Linked DNA regions of Homo sapiens: regions 1 and 3 are each linked to region 2. Evidence: read pairs that join two places in POLR2A ChIA-PET (ENCODE). Cell type or tissue: OCI-LY7. All regions are shown on one strand. Links, peaks and the distances in the headings refer to the core of each region. The heading gives the core; the rest is flanking DNA.

Region 1 (6,064 bases), core at 1,190-3,689, 270 kb before region 2:
CAAGTGATCCCCTGACTTCAGCCTCCCAAGTAGCTGGGACTACAGGCATGTACCACCTTGCCTGGCTAATTTTTGTATTTTGCAGAATGAATTTCTAAATGAAAATCTGTTGTCAACAGCTCAGAATCCTTCCATGGTGTTTCACTGCTTATAGCAGAATTCCCCAAGTGAGGTTTTCTAGGGTTTTCCTACAAAAGGGGTTTGGTCCTCTATATTTCCCTGCTTGGGAGAGCTTTAACTTGGCATCTCCCAAATTCATTTGACCGTGACTTTTCGTTTTTTTGAGGACCACATCTTGGGGACTAGGAAGCACAATGTGGTAAGTACCCAGGACCCAGTGGTCTGGCATCCATCACCTGGCCCCTCCTGCTGACCCGTCCAGAGTCTTATCTGGTCGCTAACCTTGTACATTTGGCTGCAGTCCCATGGGACTACTTGTCCCCTTACTTTTTCAGCTGTTGACACTTCTGTTCATATGAACTTGTGGTTTCTGTACCAAGAACATCCAGATCCCTTTTCCTTCTGGTCAAGTGTTACCTCCTTTAAGATGTGGCTGAAGCAACACCTCCTTTTCCTTTTTCAAAACCTTTTTTCTTGAGATACAGTCTCACTCTGTCGCTGAGGCTGGAGCGCAGTATATACACACATACACTTATACACACACACAAACATTTATTTTTATTTAGTTATTTTTTGAGATGGAGTCTTGTTCTGTTGCCCAGGCTGGAGTGCAGTGGCACAATCTCAGCTCACCACAACCTCCGCTTCCCCGGTTCAAGTGATTCTGCTGCCTCAGTCTCTCGAGTAGCTGGGGTTACATGTGTACACCACCAGGCCGTTAATTTTTGTATTTTTAGTAGAGACAGGGTTTCACCATGTGGGCCAGGCTGGTCTTGAACTCCTGACCTCGGGTGATCCGCCCGGCTCAGCCTCCCAGAGTGCTAGGATTACAGGTGTGAGCCACTGTGCCTGGCCATATATTTATTTATTATTATTTTTTGCGACAGAGTCTCCCTCTATTGCCTAGGACGGAGTGCAGTGGCATAGTCTCGGCTCACTGCAACCTCTGCCTCCTGGGTTCAAGCGATTCTCCTGCCTCAGCCTCTCGAGTAGCTGGGACAACAGGGTCATGCCACCATGCCCGGCTAATTTTTTTATATTTTCAGTAGAAACAGCGTTTCACCATATTGGCCCGGCTGGTCTTGAACTCCTGACCTCATGATCTGCCCGCCTCGGCCTCCCAAAGTGCTGGGATTACAGGCATGAGCTGCTGCACCCGGCCTGTATTTTATTTTAAAACAGAGATGGGGTCTTGCTATGTTGCCCAGGCTGGTCTTAAATTCTTGGCCTGAAGTGATCTTCCCTACTAGGCCTCCCAAAGTGTTGGGATTGTACACGTGAGCCACTATGCCCAGCCCAATTATGTCCTTTTCCTGATACCTTCTCCATCTTCATGGGCAGAGTCATCTCTTCCCCTCTTGCTCTCTCAACCATTCATTTTACCAAATAGAAGGGCATGTATTCACATGTTTGTTCCCTGCACTAGGCTGAGAGCTTCTGCAGGCAGGGACCATCATCTTAATTTACCTTTGGATCCCAGTGCGAGGCTTGCATTTAGGGTTTCAGTAAGTATGTGTGAAACAGAGTAGCCTCTGTTTCTCTGAAATAGCCTCTGAAAACAAGTCTCTCAACAGTTTCAAGGAATGGATCTCGCAACCTTCATGAACTCACTAAGTGCTTCCATTGAGAAGTGCTCATTATTTCACGGGGATGAAGAACAGAAGCACCAAGCTGTGTTAAAGTGAGGAGTCAGTGGCCAGTGGGGCTCACTCTCTCGCTGTGTGACCGGCTCTCTTGCACAGCAGAAACAAATGCAAATCCATGAATTTTCATGACTGAAACCACAAAGTTAAATTTGTGACTGCCAACACCTACTATATATAGAATATTAAAGCAATTTAAAAGAGCAGATAGAATAGCTTTCCATAAGAAAGATACTACAAGAAGGAAGATTATCCCATGTTAACAGCAACCTTTGCATTTTGTGATCTGAGGACCTGTTTAATTCTATCACAGGATCCTATGCTGATCTCCTATATCATGACCCTGTTAGCCCCAGAGGCCACCATGAGGTAGGTACATTGTAACGCCTCATTAAATGACTGCTGAGGGCCCAAAGGGTGTCTCACTTGCTTTCCTAGCTGGGTGCATGCAGGATGCTGGGAAAATACAGTTCATAATTTTCTCAGGGTACGCTTACACGTCATAACGAAACAAATAAACATAATGAGACAGTCTCTGTTTTCATAAGGAAATCTCCAGCCAATGGTCACCTCTTGGGATAGTATTTCACTGGCCAGAGATGCAAAGACGTGTGAACAATTCTCTAACGTCATCCTTCCAGGTTACTACAGCCATGCCAAAGACACGCAACATAGGCATTAAGGCAATCTGAGACTGTAAACAGTGGTTAGCTAGCTCCTGCACGCTTCCATGAGGCCTCATTAAGAAGGTCTAAACTCAAGTGAAAAATAATGGCTTACTTTAATTGGGGCTTTAGAGGCTTGTCTTCTCCCTTTTATTTTCCTTCCTCTCTCTGTAATTTCCATCTTCTTGGTCCTTATGCTCTTAAGCTCACAATAGTAAAATTCCCACATTTCTGGTGCTCTCATCTCGGTCAAGAGACCAATGAATAATTAATTTATCCCAAGCCATGCCTAGCTAATATTAGCTTAATATGCTACAACTCCCATGGATATTTGCATTTTAAAAGAAAATATTTGAAGATGCAAGGCAATGAAACGATTCTTGGTAAGGAACATTTTATATACATATCACTTGGAAGAAATGAAAGCTCTTTCTTCAGAAATAAACTTAAAGCGGCCAATTTTAAGAATTAAAAAAGGTGTTAAGGGGGCAATTAATACTTTTACTTTGATAATAGAAAAGGCTGGGATGGGAGGAGGCGACAACAAACAATAAACAGTTGGAAGCTGTGAAAATTGATTTCTGGAGCAATCCCACAAGTAAAAAGTAAACATTTTTCTCGAACTAGAAGGAAACACCAAATTCTGATTAAGCAAAATTTATGTACTAGCACTTGAATTTAGTAGTAAAGGTACTCTTAATATTTACATTGATTCAAATATTTCCCAAAATTGGGTATTATAGTCCTAAAGTTAAAAAAAAGAGAAGATTCCTAGTACTTGGTTGACTACTGTGATAGGATTTTCCCCCTCACCATTCTTTTCACTGGAGAAAAGATCTACCATTGAACCTACAGAACCAGACATGACGGCAGCCACCTCAAGTTCAGTTCATTGACCACCAAAGAGGCTGTCTTTGCTAAGGGAGTTATGCTGGCCACCTGAAACTGGCTGATGCGGGCATGTTAAAATTCAGTTCTAAGCTATTGTTTAATGGGTATAGAGTTTCAGTTTTACAAGATGAAGAGAGTTCTGTGGATGGACGGTGGTGACGGTAGTATGACACAAATATACTTAGTCCTGTACTTAAAAATGGTTAGGATGGTAAATTTTATCTGTATAACAATCTGAAAAAAAAAATGAGTTCTATTTCAAAATGTGTCTTTTAAATCTTCATAAATGAAATTTCCTAGATGTTCACTTATCTGGGGGAGCTAATATGTCTAATGATCAAAAACATACACAGTACCTTAGGTACAAGTATACCCATTATTTAGGCAGGAGCACTTTTTTTCTCTCTATCCAAAACATCATGATTTCCTGTGCCACGGATACATTCAGAAACTGAAATATCTGATTTTGGCAGTACCAGGAGACTGGCAAATCTAGCTAGTAAAATATTTTCATTTTTTTACACATGACTAAAAGCTACATGCAGTTTGAGATATCTTCTACCTTTTAAAATAGCTGTGTAAAAGGAGGTAAGAAATGATAGTGCACACTGGTGTTAAGAACCTTGTCACACATCTTGTACTGTCCTCAGTATAGCATTCTCTACATTCCAGAGACCCAAGGAAATATGCAACATAAATGAGTACAAAACCTACCATAAGCACTGTTTCCAGAAGCCACATTAATCCTTATAGAACTTCCAATATAGTTTCAAGTAACTTTGTTCTCTTCTCATCCTTCATACCCTTCTAACTTATTATAATCCATCCTAGTCCTTAGGTGTTCATCGCCTAGCACCATTTTTTATTTGATTAAAAATAGCTCATCCTGCCCATCACTGACAGAGTTACGAAATTTAAAACTTCTGGAGAGTTCTCTCCACAGTCAATGGATTGAGATGATTACTGAGTTCCAGGAGAGCACTCCTGGAGAGACACAGGAAAGTCTTACCTTGCTTGTTCCAAGGGATGCTAAAAAAGGTTACTAGCTTTCATAGAAAATAGCTTCTAGATGGCCCTCCCCAATTTCCTTGGGGTTCCAAATTTTAGATACTAAGATAAGGACAAAGCAAGCAGTGTTCTCCTTGGCCAGCAGCATGATGTTATCATAAATAGAGCAGGCAGCAAATAAACAGGCAATCAAGGATTCCAAAATGCCACATGCAATATCTCTTTTATTTAGTCTGATCATACATGACAGGAAAAATAGGACCTTATTCATAGATTTGGAAAGGAATAAAGTTGTTTTACTGAGTTAAAGTTAAAATGGCATATATTGTTTCTCATTAAAGCAATAAAAGACAGCTTTTAAATTCTAAAACTAAATACTTTCAAGTTTTTAAGTGTTTTCAAAATTACTTTTTTGTAGACAAGAGTCTTGCCTTGTTGCCCAGGCTGGAGTGCAGTGGCATGATCATGGCTCACTGTAGCTTTGAACTCCTGGGCTCAAGCAATACTCCCACCTCAGCCTCCAGAGTAGTTAGGACTACACAGGTGTGTACCACCATGCTTAGCTAATTTTTAAATTTTTTTTTGTGGAGATGGGGTTTCACTATGTTGCTAAAGATGGTCTTGAACTTCTGAGCTTCAACAATCCTCCTGCCTTGGGCTCCCAATGTACTGGGATTCCACTGTACCTGGCCCCAATTTTTTTAAAAAAGGAACCTCTAATGAAAATTATTACTGCTGAATTTTTACTCTGGTTTACTGTAGTAAACACAGAATGAGTTAAAATAAGAGGAACTACTTAGGGGCATATCTGAATTCATGTGAAAACTGCTATCTTTAGCTCTGTCCTCACTAAATGCTTCAGAATATGACTATAAATCATTTCCAAAGAAGTTATGTACTGTACAGCAAACATTTCTGCTAGGTTTATAAATAAACCTTAATAATTATGCAGGTGATCCAATAATAAACATACACAAAGGTGTGTCAGCCTCTGAAAGATATAACATGCTGACTAGGGGCACATACTCCAGACCCAGATTGCCCTGAATTTGAATCTCATCTCTGCCATTTACTAGTTGTTTGTCTTTGGGCAAATTATTTACGTTTTCTATGCCTCAATTTCCTATTCTGTAAAACAGAGATAAGAGCATCTACACTTCATATGAGGCATAAATGTGTTACTTGTAAAGTACTTGTAATAGTGTGTGGCACATAAAACTATATAAGTATTTGTTAAATAGAAACTCAAAACAAATTCCATGGACACTGTCTCAACAGTATTTTATGCACCATCAACTTGAGTAGTTAGAAAAGCTATGGTTTGGCCATTTCAAGCATTCATGAATGCAGCAGATACACAGAACCAAGAGATGTTACAGTTTAAGAAGCAAAGCCATTCTCAATGGGCTAGGGTGTGAGGAAGAGGGACAAAGCTTAAAAGCCAACCTATGGGAGACTGACTGGAAATCGAAGAGCTGGAATCAGAGCGCTTTATTTTACTCCCAGGATGGTGAACTAGAATAAAAAATACGTAAACAGAAAGAAACAGACAGGGCAGGAAACGCAGAAACTAGTCAAGAAAGACAAATTGGCAGACAGTGGGGGAGCCTCCTGTGCACCCACATGCAGCTCTGCTAACAGGAAAAAGGCAAGGACATAGCTGAAGAGGATTTAGCAATTGGAACCGGTCATCTCTTCCCTGTTGCAGTCCCCACACACCCCCTAGCTGCAGATGCC
Region 2 (6,064 bases), core at 2,064-4,563:
GTAGAAGTGGGCAGATTACAAGGTCAAGAGTTCGAGACCAGCCTGACCAACATGATGAAACCCCGTCTCTACTAAAAATACAAAAATTAGCAGGGTGTGGTGGCGTGCGCCTGTAATCCCAGCTACTCAGGAGGCTGAGGCAGGAGAATCGCTTGAACCCGGGAGGCGGGGGTTGCAGTGAGCTGAGATTGCACCACTGCACGCCAGCCTGGGCGACAGGGCAAGACTCTGTCTCAAAAAAATAAATAAATAAAAAATTAGTCAGGCGTGGTGGCAGGCGCCTGTAGTCTCAGCTACTCGGGAGGTTGAGTCATGAGAATCGCTTGAACCCGGATGGCAGAATTTGCAGTGAACCAACATCGTACCACTGTACTCCAGCCTGGGTGACAAAGTGAGACTCGGTTTCAGAAAGAAAAAAAAAAGAGTCCCTGTTTTTAATTAGTAAGGAGAGAAGGGCAAGTTAAGTAAGATGACAATACAGGTTTGAATAAGTAGTGTTAACAGGGTGCTACTGCAGCACAGAATAGGAACTCGTATTTCAGTCAAGGAAGGCTTTCCAGAGGCAGTTAACTACTTACCCTAAAGGACAAGCATCCATTAGTAGAGCTGTGAGTTTTTAAAAGATGCTGGAGTCCTGGATGCTTATAAGGCCAAGATAGGAAATAAAACCAGTGAAACAGGAACGGAGTAGATTTAATTAAAAAAAAAAAACCCTTTTATATTTCTTTTCTTTTTTTTTTTTTTTGAGACGGACTCTCATTCTGCTGCCCAGGCTGGAATACAGTGGTGTGATCGCAGCTCACTGCAACCTCCACCTCCTGAGTTCAAGCTGTTCTCCTGCCTCAGCCTCCCGAGTAGCTGGGATTACAGGCACCTGCCATCACACCAGCTAATTTTTGTATTTTTAGTAGAGATGGGGTTTCACCATGTTGACCAGGCTGGTCTCGAATTCCTGACCTCAGGTGATCCACCTGCCTCAGCCTCCCAAAGTGCTGGAATTACAGGTGTGAGCCACCACGCCCAGCCAGCATCTGGTTTATTTCTATGTTGTGTTTTATTGCAGAGAATCAATTTTTAGATGATATTGGGCATGTTTGGGGTGGTATGGCCGTAGACAAGAATCAATTTTTAAGAACTGATTCACACAAATAAATAGAAACAAATAATAACAGCTTCACTGTTTGCCTAATAATCTCAGGACATTATTCAAATAAATTGAGACGAGAGCCTGAAAGAATAGCACAAATATTTGTTTCAAAGCCAGTTACCTTCAGTGTTTAAAACTATGAACATTCTTCAGCCAGGCACGGTGGCTCACACCTATAATCCCAGCACTTTGGGAGGCCGAGGCAGGTGGATCACCTGAGGTCAGGAGTTCGAGACCAGCCTGACCAACATGGAGAAACCCCGTCTCTACTAAAAATACAAAATCAGCCGGCTGTGGTGGCACATGCCTGTATTACCAGCTACTCAGGAGACTGAGGCAGGAGAATCACTTGAACCCGGGAGGCGGAGCTTGCGGTGAGCCAGGATTGTGCTCCATTGTACTCCAGCCTGGATAACAAGAGCAAAACTCCGTCTCCAAAAAAAAAAAAGAAAGAAAGAAAGAAAGAAAGAAAAAAACAACTATGAACATTCCTCATAATATGTAAACACAAATAGAAAAGTGAGACAAAAGAACAGAAACTTCTGGTACACATACTAAACCAGTAATACAGTATTACTACATAGAGATGAATTAATTACCCACTTCACTATTATAATAGTTCAGTTAACACCTGAGCTCATACAACTGAGCTCTGCCTGAATCATTATTATTACTATTATTAGGCACAAGACCTATGTGCTATAGTTTGTTCTGCAATACTGTATGTAACTCCAATTAAAAAAAAAAAAAAGACTACATCAGAAGAAGCGATCTTTGTGTTTTTAATCAAGTGTACATTTATTAATAGTACAAATATATACACAGAGATGGTGGAAAAACTTTATTCTGTGATGTCCAACTGGCAGGTAATTAGAGTGTACATATTATTTTTAAAAATACATTTTTAAATAAATGAAATGCATCTTAAAATTGCAATTATAATAAAATGGGTACAGAATCTCGTAAGTAACTCCATGGAAGATTTGGAATCCATAGCCTCCAATTGAAAAATGACATCTCTCATTTTACAGATAAAGCAAACGTAGCACATTCCCGATATAACTATTTGGTATTAGAATCAAAGTTGTTTCATAGAAATAAAAAGCTTTTACAATGTATCTTTTTATTTCAATTACTTTATGGCTGTTTATGAAATTAACATTTCTAAACATAAAAAAGAAAGCACTTAAAATACAGTGATAGCTCTTAAGTTCCATTAAAGTCCTATACTGAAGATAAACTTTAAAAATATTAACAACTAATTAGTTATTTAATGTTTAAAAATGACATTACCATAATGCACAAGGAAAGAAAAGCAGCAGCCTCTACCTAAATGATATTGTATTTATTTTCTCATTACATGTGAAATAGTAAATAGGACCAAACAACTTAAGCCTGCCTATCTCTTTCTTTCTAAGTTCAAATACAGGAAAGCCACTTTGAGGTGGCTTTTTTAAAAACACCACCACACAATCAAACACACTTCTAAAATGTCTGTCTTTGTTTCCGCTGCTATAGATGCACACTAGGATCTGAATATTTAGTCAAAAGCTTTTCTGGGACGTACTGGAAAGGACACTGGGGAATGATTGAATCTAATTCTAATTCTGTCAGGCGTTTGTGAACTTTTAATAGAAAGCTAAATAATAAGCCATCAAATCCCCACCTTAACTTGTAAGATACACTATAAAAAGTGTCTACATACCTAAGTTTGAAGGTAGTGAGCCCATCACAATGAGAGTACTGAAGGCAATGAGACCCAAGGGTATACACTCCAGTAAAAGTTAGACCATATGAATCCTCAACCATGGAGACTCAGAATCAGCCAAACTCAGGGCTGATCCCTGCTCTGAGTGTTTAGAAGTCAACAGAATATAACTAATAGCAATATGGGAAGAATGAGGGTTCTGGTGCCATTACAAAAAAAAATTTTTTTTTTAATTATCAAAGCCTGATTCCCTAGGGAAGAGAGGGATTAACTTCCTTGCATTGAACAAGATGATTTGGATACACATAGCCAAACTGTGTAGGAACAGTATCAATGATATCAAAGAGAACACAGACACCCAGTGTTCCAGGATGCCCCTCGGCAAGGACATCGCACGACCCCTTCCACTGACTGACCCTTCCTCCTCTGCCTTTTCTCACCCCAAAACACACCAAGTTAACAGAAACTTCTCCAACCCAAATCTATACCTGGAGGAGGGTAAAAGAGTTACTGTATGTTTTCAGTTAAAAACAAGGTTCCAAGAAACCACTCTGAGATTGAGAAAGAAAGAGCTCAGTTCTCTGAGGAAAGACTAAGTCAGCACAGCAGCCACTTCCCTTCAGTTTTGAGCCCAGTCATCACCTCATCTAACCAGCACTCTCCAGACAGACTCACAGAACAGAAAAGAGCACCACCCCCATCCCAAAGTGGCCCCAGGGCAGACCAGCTTCTTCATTATACTCACACACACACACTCTTAAGTCTGACAGCACCCCAGCTGAAGGACGTACTGGCCCTTTAAGGAAAGCAACTGGGAAGACCTCCATCATTCACCCCACCCTCAAAAGCCCCACAGTAGATTTAAAGAATAACTGGGTACCAGTTAGTTACCTGCTCTACCTCTGGCATGCCTCTTCCAGTATAGAACACCAGCAACTCCAAGAACGTGAGTCAAAATAAAGATGGTTGGTGGTAAATAAGATGAATCTAAGAGGGGCATTTCCAGGCCCGTCCTTTCTCCTCCCTTGAGTTAGCCACAAGCTCAGCGCAGGCCTCTGGATGCCTTTCTCCTGAGGTTACTGTTGTCCTGTACTATCAGCAGAGGCAGAGGCCGGAGCTTAGTGTTGTCAGAAACTTCCTGGCAGCTTCTCCTCCATCTCACTTCTGACTGTTTTTCAGCAGGCGCTAGTAGACTGGGACTAAAACTGTACAGTGTATCTCAGACAAAGCCCAGGAAACAACTGGCCAGCGGGGGAGGGGAAAGGGAAGAAGGAACAAGGAGAGTGAAAAGGAGCGCCTAAGCCAGTGTCAAGCTGACTCAAACCTCTATCTTTGGCATCCTCTGCTCAGCTTAAATAAACAAACCTCAGACCCTTCTACAAGAAGGGAGGGTGTCAGAGGACGTCACACTCTTAACTTTCCATTCCCAGCCTGCCTGCAAGGCCAGACTTCAGGATGTAGCCAGAAGAAAAAAGTCACAGAAGCATTAGGGAACCTCTTGCGGGGAGAAAGCAAAGTACATGAGGATGTATGAGCACCACAAGTACCCTGGAGTTGTCAGAGGGCAAACCCTCCATACCCACAACCCGGGAGGAGAAGCAAGGAGCCTGAACATCAGTCCAGGGAGGATACATACAGAGCAAGCTCCCATGAAGCAGACCTGACATCTAGGTGTGATGAAGATCAGCGAGGAGAGCAAACTGCTCATTTAGGGGGTACTTCTCAAGGGTTAAAAAAATCCGTCTGGCTGGGCGCAGTGGTTCATGGCTGTAATCCCAGCACTTTGGAAGGCACGATATCAGTTCACTGCAACCTCCGCCTCTAGGGTTGAAGCAATTCTCCTGCCTCAGCCTCCTGAGTAGCTGGGATTACAGGTGGATGCCACCGCACCCAGCTAATTTTTATATTTTTAGTAGAGATGGGGTTTCACCATGTTGGCCAAGCTGGTCTCGAACTCCTGACCTCAAGCAATCCTCCCGCCTCTGCCTCCAAAGGTGCTGGGATTACAGGCATGTGCCACTGTGCCCGGCCTTAGACCAGAGGACCCAGCAATCTCACTCCTAGGTATCTATCCAAGAAAAAGAGAAACGTATATCCACACAAAGACCTGTATATGAATGTTTGCAGCAGCATTATTCATAATATAAAAAACTGGAAACAACCCAAATGTCCATCAACTGGTAAATGTATAAACAAATTGTGCATCCATATAATGGACTACCTATTCTGCAATAAAATAGAATAAAACTACTGATACATACGACGACACAGATGATTCTCAAAACTATTATGCTACATAAAAAAAGCCAAACACAAAAGGCTACATACCATATGATTCCATTTATATAACTTTCTAGAAAAGCAAAACTATACAACTAGAAATGGAAGAGGCTGAGAATGAGGGAAGGAAATTGACTAAAAGGATCACAAAATAACTGTAAGAGGATGGAAATGTTCCTTTTGTTGATTGTGGTGGTGGTTCCATGACTGTATACATTTGTCCAAACTCACTAAATCAGGCCAGATGCAGTGGCTCATGCTTGTAATCCCTGCACTTCAGGAGGCTGAGGCAGGAGGATCACTTGAGCCCAGGAGTTCAGGACCAGACTGAGTAACACAGTGGGACCCCATTTCTACAAAAAAATTTTAAAATTTAGCCAGATGAGATGGTATGTGTGTATAGTCCCAGCTACTGGGGAGGCTGAGGTGGGAAGATGGCTTGAGCCCAGGAATCAAGGCTGCAGCAAGCCATGATCATGCCACTGCACTACAGCCTTTTTATTTGAGACAAAGTGAGACCCTGTTTACTTACTTCTAAAGTACCTATTACACTATGATATAGATGAAGATGCTATAGTCTCACAAGCTTTAAAAAATGAAAATTGCTTTATATATCTGTCAAGTTTATTTTTTTCTAATAATAGGGAAGGGTTTTACTTTTTTTTCTATGTGAAATCTTTATTTATTTATTTATTTTCCTTTTGCTTTTTTCTAGAGCTTGTTGAAGCAAAAGGAAAGAGTTTTAGATGTGCATAACCTACTACCCAGAAAAATAATAAAGGGGCCTTGACGGGACCACTAATACAATGGGAACTTTTAAATCTGGCAATAGGATCATCTACAATTTTGTGCTAACCTACATTTCATTCATCAAATATTTACTTCATATTATGTGCCAGGTCATGTTCCAGGTACCAGAAACAATAGCA
Region 3 (6,064 bases), core at 1,190-3,689, 180 kb before region 2:
TAACCAATATCATGGTGGTGGGCAGAAATCCCAAAATTACCTCCTCCTCTCCACACACACATGCACAGCCAATCCAACCAGTATAATACTATAGAGGCCCTAAACAATAACTTCAATATAGAAATCAAAGTGCACAGTAATTTGGGAATACTTAATACAAAGCAGCTCCAAATGTGTCTCACATCCTTGAGAATATCACCATAGTATAGACAGTACAACCATTTAAATAATGTTAACCTGCACTCATTAAAAAAAACTTATGCATAATACATATTTAGAAAATTAGGCAAATTGAGTTTAAAATAATTCCTATATAAACCAGAACCTGGTTAGATGAAACTATTTTGTGTGTTTTTTTTTTTTTGAGAAGGAGTCTCACTCTGTCACCCAGGCTGGAGTGCAGTGGCGCCATCTTGGCTCACTGCAAGCTCCACCTCCTGGGTTCATGCCATTCTCCTGTCTCAGCCTCCCGAGTAGCTGGGACTACAGGCGCCTGCCACCATACCCAGCTAATTTTTTGTATTTTTTTTTAGTAGAGACAGGGTTTCACCGTGTTAGCCAGGATGGTCTCGATCTCCTGACCTCGTGATCCACCCGCCTCGGCCTCCCAAAGTGCTGGGATTACAGGCGTGAGCCACCGCACCCGGCTGATAAAACAAAACTATTTTGGAGCCTAAAGGGATAAGTTTCAGTTTTCTAAAAATTTCATTGAGTTGGTTAGATGGTTAATTCTAAATAGCCTGGATGCAAGTAAATTGGATAACTGAAGCATACCTGTAGAAGAAAGTCTCTGCTTTTGAGACACTTATAACAAAAGAGGAAAGAAAAATGTGCAAGCTGAAACAGGGAAGGCCACACTACCACTAGAAAGGAAGTTTCTAAGAGGAATGCACTGCTTCACGGGTTTACGTTTTCTCTACCTACCCTTTCCTTATCTGGGTGCCTCAAGAAACCCAAATACGATGACTCCTCTTGCTCAAAATTGTACTATCTCCAAACATGGTAAGAAGGCCTTCAGCCAATGTCCCACTTTAGTGCTGAATTTCTCCCAAGCTCCTAGAGGGGCCCTTCTGAAACAGCCACATTTTTGCACTTGGATCCTGTCTACAAAACTGTGACGTCTCTAGGACTACGTGGCTCTGAGCTGGTGTCAACATTACCTCTGCATCCATGTTTTTAAGATAAATAACGCTGGCAAGCAGGGTCTCTGAGATCACAATTTTACTTTAATGGCAGGAGTGTTAACTGTGTAAGCAGGAATAATTAACTCTAGTGATGGAAACAAAGTGCTGAAAGTATCCTTTCCAAATCTATTCCATGTACAGTGGCAGAGTGAGAGACTTTTACGTATTTACCACAAGGAAAACTCTAGGGGCAACAGGTTAATATAGTGAGAACCAAGATCCAACAGATGTGCTCCTAACCCAGTAAATCCACACTTTTGGGTCATGTAATCATCTCCTGTTACTTTAATTTATACTCACACAATCTCAGGAATGGAGATTTTGGCTCAGGCAAAGAATTAAAGTATTTTTGCAATTAAGGCAGTACTTCTCAAACTTCTTTCCTATAGGCAAAGAACTTGTACTCTTGAGGAGTCTGGGATGTATTATTAAGCTGCTTACTATATAAATGGGAGATTTATTTGAAGTGTCATGTTTTATCTTAACAATTAATGATAATTTTATGTTTTATTCCATAATATATCAAATATACATCAATATCCTCCCCTAAAATCTATGTAAAATAAACCCTTTAGGAAGATGAGACTATGTTTAACTTACGGCTTTTCATACCTCAATTTGAAAAACAGGGGGCTGAGTGCGGTGACTAATGCCTGTAATCCCAGCACTTTGGGAGGCTAGGGCGGGTGGATCACTTGAGGTCAGGAGATCGAGACCAGCCTGGCCAATATGGTGAAACCCCATCTCTACTAAAAATATAAAAATTAACCAGGCGTGGTGGTGAGCGACTGTAACCCCAGCTACTTGGGAGGCTGAGGCAGGAGGATCACTTGGACCCCGGAGGTGGAGGTTTCAGTGAGCCTAGATCGCCCCACTGCACTCCAACCTGGGCTACAGAGCAAGACTCTGTCTCCAAAAAAAAAAAAAAAAAAAAAAAAACACACAAAAACCAGAGACCTGAAGATACATTCACTGCTATTACAAAATCTGGTAATCTGAAATCTCAAGAAATCCTAAAAGGAAATTCTTAGAGTAAGAGATAAGACTTGGACATTTCTTTCTATATCCTTAATTGGTTATAAAGACTGAAATAAACTACAATAGAAAAATGCTCTGGCTGGGCGTGATGGCTCATGCCTGTAATCCCAACACTTTGGTAGGCTGAGGTGGGCGGATTGCCTGAGCTCAGGAGTTTGAGACCAGCCTGGGAGACATGGTGAAACCTCGTCTCTACAAAAAATACAAAAAATTAGCCGGGTATGGTGGCGCCTGTGGTCCCAGCTCCTTGGGAGACTGAAGTGGGAGGATCGCTTGAGCCTATGAGGTCGAGTCTGCAGTGAGCCGAGATCGCACCACTGCACTCCAGCCTGGGTGAGAGAGAGAGACCCTGTCTCAAAAAAAAAAAAAAAAAAAAAAAAGAAGAAGAAGAAGAAAAAGAAAAAGAAAAATGCTCAAACCAGTTTGCTCAGAAGTCCGAGAGACTATTTAGTCTTCAGACAGTGTGCTTTCATGGTGATGGAAGTGACAATAATAAAACTAGGGACAGAAGTTAAAATGTATACTTGACTGGTTTCCAAGTTACAAGCAAATAAATACATGTAAAAGAAAAAGAAAAACAAGGTTCAGACTTACTTTAAAATCTGCTAATTGTTGGTTGATGATTTCCACTTCGGTCCCCACTACCCACTGGAGGGCCTCTGCCTCCTCTGCTGCTGTGGTCGCGTCATTGAGTCCTTTCAATTTCCTGTAGAAGTCCTCTACACGGCCTAGTGTCAGTTCCAGCTGTTCCTGACGAGCTTTCCCCCTCTCTGTCAGTTTGCCACACTGTTTGTTCAGGGCTTCTAGCTCCCTTTTGAGACCTAACAAATCCAGAGTCCCCTCTTCTTCTAGCATATGTCGACACTCTGCTTCAGAGGCCTCTATGTCTAATTTGAGGACGTGAATTTTGTTAAGGAATAGCCGGACATCCTCGATTTGGGACTGGAGGCTATCAGTGTCTCTGCCAATAGCACCCATGCCATCTAGCTCATCATCCAGGTCTGCCAATTGAGAGAACATCTCTCGGACCCGGCAGTGAAACTGGCCAATCCCCTCCAGCTTGTTTTCCATCATCACACAACCACTGTTCACTCTTTGCTTAACTTCGAGGAACTCTTGCTGGGCGACCTCAGCTTGGTGGAGAAGTTGAGAAGCATCAGATCCATCTGGGGCATCTTCTACCAGACCCTGAGTAAAGTTCCTCAGATAGTCTACCTGAGGCTCTAGGGCCTGCAGCACTTCCTGTTGAGCTCTTAGCTTCTCCAGGTTCTTGTTGCTACAGGCTTGAGAACCCAGAGCATCAAAGATCTCAAGTTGGTGTTTGGCTCCTTCAACCTTCTTTTCAATATTCTTAAAGCTTTCCTGGAACTCCCTGAGCCTCTGAGTCATTTCTTCGAGTGACCCTGTTTTGGCCTGCAGCTCTTCTGTAACAGCATCCATGTTCTGGTTGATCCCAGCCTTCTCATCCCGGATTCCATCCTCATCTGCTTCTGAAGAATTGATCAGAATGTCAGCAGCACTATTCAATATTTCCAGCAGGGAGCGGCGCTTCTCCACCTCATTCAGCATAGCCTTTGATCTTAGGAGACTGGACTCTAGCTGCACTGGATCCAGAGTGACTCGCAACTCAGACATCTTAGCTTTACAATCTTCTATCCATGGCACAAGGTCTTCCACATGCCACTGATATTTCTGAGCTTTCTGCATACAATCCTTGAGCCTGGATTGTCTGTCTGCAGTTTTTTTACTAAGCTCTTCCCAATGGTTTTTGAGCTCAACCAACTGGTTTTGTAGAGTCCTTTTCTCTTCTCCAGGAGGTACAGAAAGAAGTAGAGATTCCCCTTCAGCCACAATCACCTCATAGGAGCCACTGTGTTGATTAAGACTTTTCTGAAACTCTTCATTCTCCTGTAGCTGAGACTGTAGCCGCTCCAATTTTGCAGAAATTGGGCAGTTTTTTGCTTGCTGGCTTTGTTTATCATCCAACCAGGTCCTCAACTCATCAAACATTTGCTGGAACTGCTGGGTGCTGGCAAGAGCTGCCTGGAGTCTGTTAATGCGATCGGCTGAAATGAGAAAATAAAATTGAAATCAATAAAGCCTGAACCCTGGCATTTAAAATGTTTGCTGAGAGTATACGGTCTAATCTTGGGGGAAGGGAACTAATGTTACTTGAGGGCCTACCAAAAAGAGGCATATAATTAGGCTCCTTCATGTACACTATCTTATTTAATCCTCGTATCAACCTTGTAAGGTGATCTAAGTAACAGAAGTAAACTTTGACTTCTAGCTGGTAAACGTGAAAGTCATAAACAGTTCCAGAAAAATAAATAATAAATTAATGGCACAATTTTTCTTCTACCAAGTTATCATAAGAAGTCCAGAAGCAGCCGGGTGCAGTGGCTCATGCCTGTAATCCCAGCACTTGGGGAGGCTGAGGTGGGAGGATCAGTTGAGCCCAGGAGTTCAAGACTAGCTTGGGCAACAAAGCAAGACCTCGTCTCTACTAAAAATAAAAATAATCACTGGGTGCGGTGGCTCACGCCTGTAATCCCAGCACTTTGGGAGGCCAAGGCGGGCAGATCACGAGGTCAAGAGTTCGAGACCAGCCTGGCCAACATGGTGAAACACCGTCTCTATTAAAAATACAAAAATTAGCCAGGCATGGTGGCACGTGCTTGTAGTCCCAGCTACTTGGGAGGCTGAGGCAGGAGGATTGCTTGAACCGAGGAGGCGGAGGTTGCAGTGATCCAAGATCGTGCCACTGCACTCCAGCTGGGGCAACAGAGTGAGACTCTGTCTCAAAAAAAAAAAAGAAAAAAAAATCAGCTGGGCATGGTGGCGTGTGTCTATAGTCCCAGCTACTTGGGAGGCTGAGGTGGGAGGTTCACTTGAGCCCAGGAGATTGAGGGTGCAGTGAGCCATGATCGCACTACTGTACTCCAGCCTGGGTGACAGAGCGAGACCGTGTGTGTGTGGTATGCATAATATTAAAAAAAAAAAAAAAGTGGGTATCAATGAGAGTATATGTGGAACTCCATTTATCAGTACATCTATGGGGATGAATCTCTACTTGCTGACTGAAATTTTATTAGAGCTTTTATCTTTAGGACTATGCTATGTAAACCTTCACATTTTTAAGTGTTCACTGTGTAACAACTACAACAGTTCTCACTGCAACTAGGAGAAGGAATTGGTTTAACACCATTCTGAGTCTACAAATTACGTAAGGGAATCCTAGAATCTTGGGACTACTCCTAACCCATTCCTTCTTTCTGCTTGCCTCTAATAATGGCAGAAGTATGTTCTTCACCCCAACTTACCTGCAAGGTCTTCTAAACCTTGGAGAGGCAGGGCAACTGTCTCCAAACGCTTCTTCAGTTCATCCTTGAGGTACTGCTCACCAATGAGCACTGAGAGTTCATCGCACAGTGTCTGAGCCTCCTTAACCTCGTGGTCTAACTGCTCCAAGTCAGATCGAATTTCACTGGTCTCTTCCAATTGCTGCTTTACAGCCTCTGGTTGGGTGCTGATAGCTGACTGGACACTCAGCCGTTGTCCAACTGCCCTCACCTTCTCTGATAAGTCCTGGAGCAGTTCCTGGTACTGGGTGCTCTTAACAATAGCTTGGTCAATTTGGCTGGAACGGGAGTTGAGTTTGTCAGTCAGCTCAACCCATTTCTGATTGATGCTCTGGAGTTCTTTCTGTACTTGGCTGGTGGACAGAGAGACATCTCCAGGGCCTGTTAGGATGCCCTGAGCTGCCTCATTCAGTTGCTCATGCTGTTGCCTGCGTGCTTCAAATTCCTTTAGCATAAACTGAAATAGAAATGACACCAAGA

What was found. ChIA-PET counts read pairs that join two places held together with the same protein. Peaks named below come from ENCODE experiments on the same cell type or tissue, not always from the same donor. Only the 100,000 strongest peaks of a DNase experiment are listed, where the experiment ranks them.
Region 1: POLR2A ChIA-PET joins it to region 2 with 5 read pairs; 2 of 35 experiments call an interaction of 5 or more read pairs at or near these places.
Region 3: POLR2A ChIA-PET joins it to region 2 with 7 read pairs; 6 of 35 experiments call an interaction of 5 or more read pairs at or near these places.

What each region holds. Positions count from the first base shown.
Region 1 is chr1:39,469,325-39,475,388 of GRCh38, reverse strand. It overlaps MACF1 (microtubule actin crosslinking factor 1), which reads right to left. Exons shown (of 101, transcript NM_001394062.1): 97 at 5,774-5,842. Among named protein-coding and RNA genes, the nearest start is that of BMP8A, 19 kb to the left of the region's middle. In OCI-LY7, for the core only: no CTCF peak of the experiment used is centred there; no DNase peak of the experiment used is centred there.
Region 2 is chr1:39,202,814-39,208,877 of GRCh38, reverse strand. MACF1 (microtubule actin crosslinking factor 1) reads right to left here and starts at 4,183. Exons shown (of 101, transcript NM_001394062.1): 1 at 3,747-4,183. The coding sequence starts at 3,855. RefSeq lists an enhancer at 3,818-3,997. In OCI-LY7, for the core only: CTCF peaks have their summits at 2,758 and 4,320; DNase peaks (open chromatin) are centred at 3,527, 3,932 and 4,327; H3K4me3 peaks cover 2,500 bases; H3K27ac peaks cover 2,477 bases.
Region 3 is chr1:39,385,411-39,391,474 of GRCh38, reverse strand. It overlaps MACF1 (microtubule actin crosslinking factor 1), which reads right to left. Exons shown (of 101, transcript NM_001394062.1): 57 at 5,546-6,041; 58 at 2,817-4,288. Among named protein-coding and RNA genes, the nearest start is that of BMP8A, 100 kb to the left of the region's middle. RefSeq lists an enhancer at 3,588-4,084. In OCI-LY7, for the core only: no CTCF peak of the experiment used is centred there; no DNase peak of the experiment used is centred there.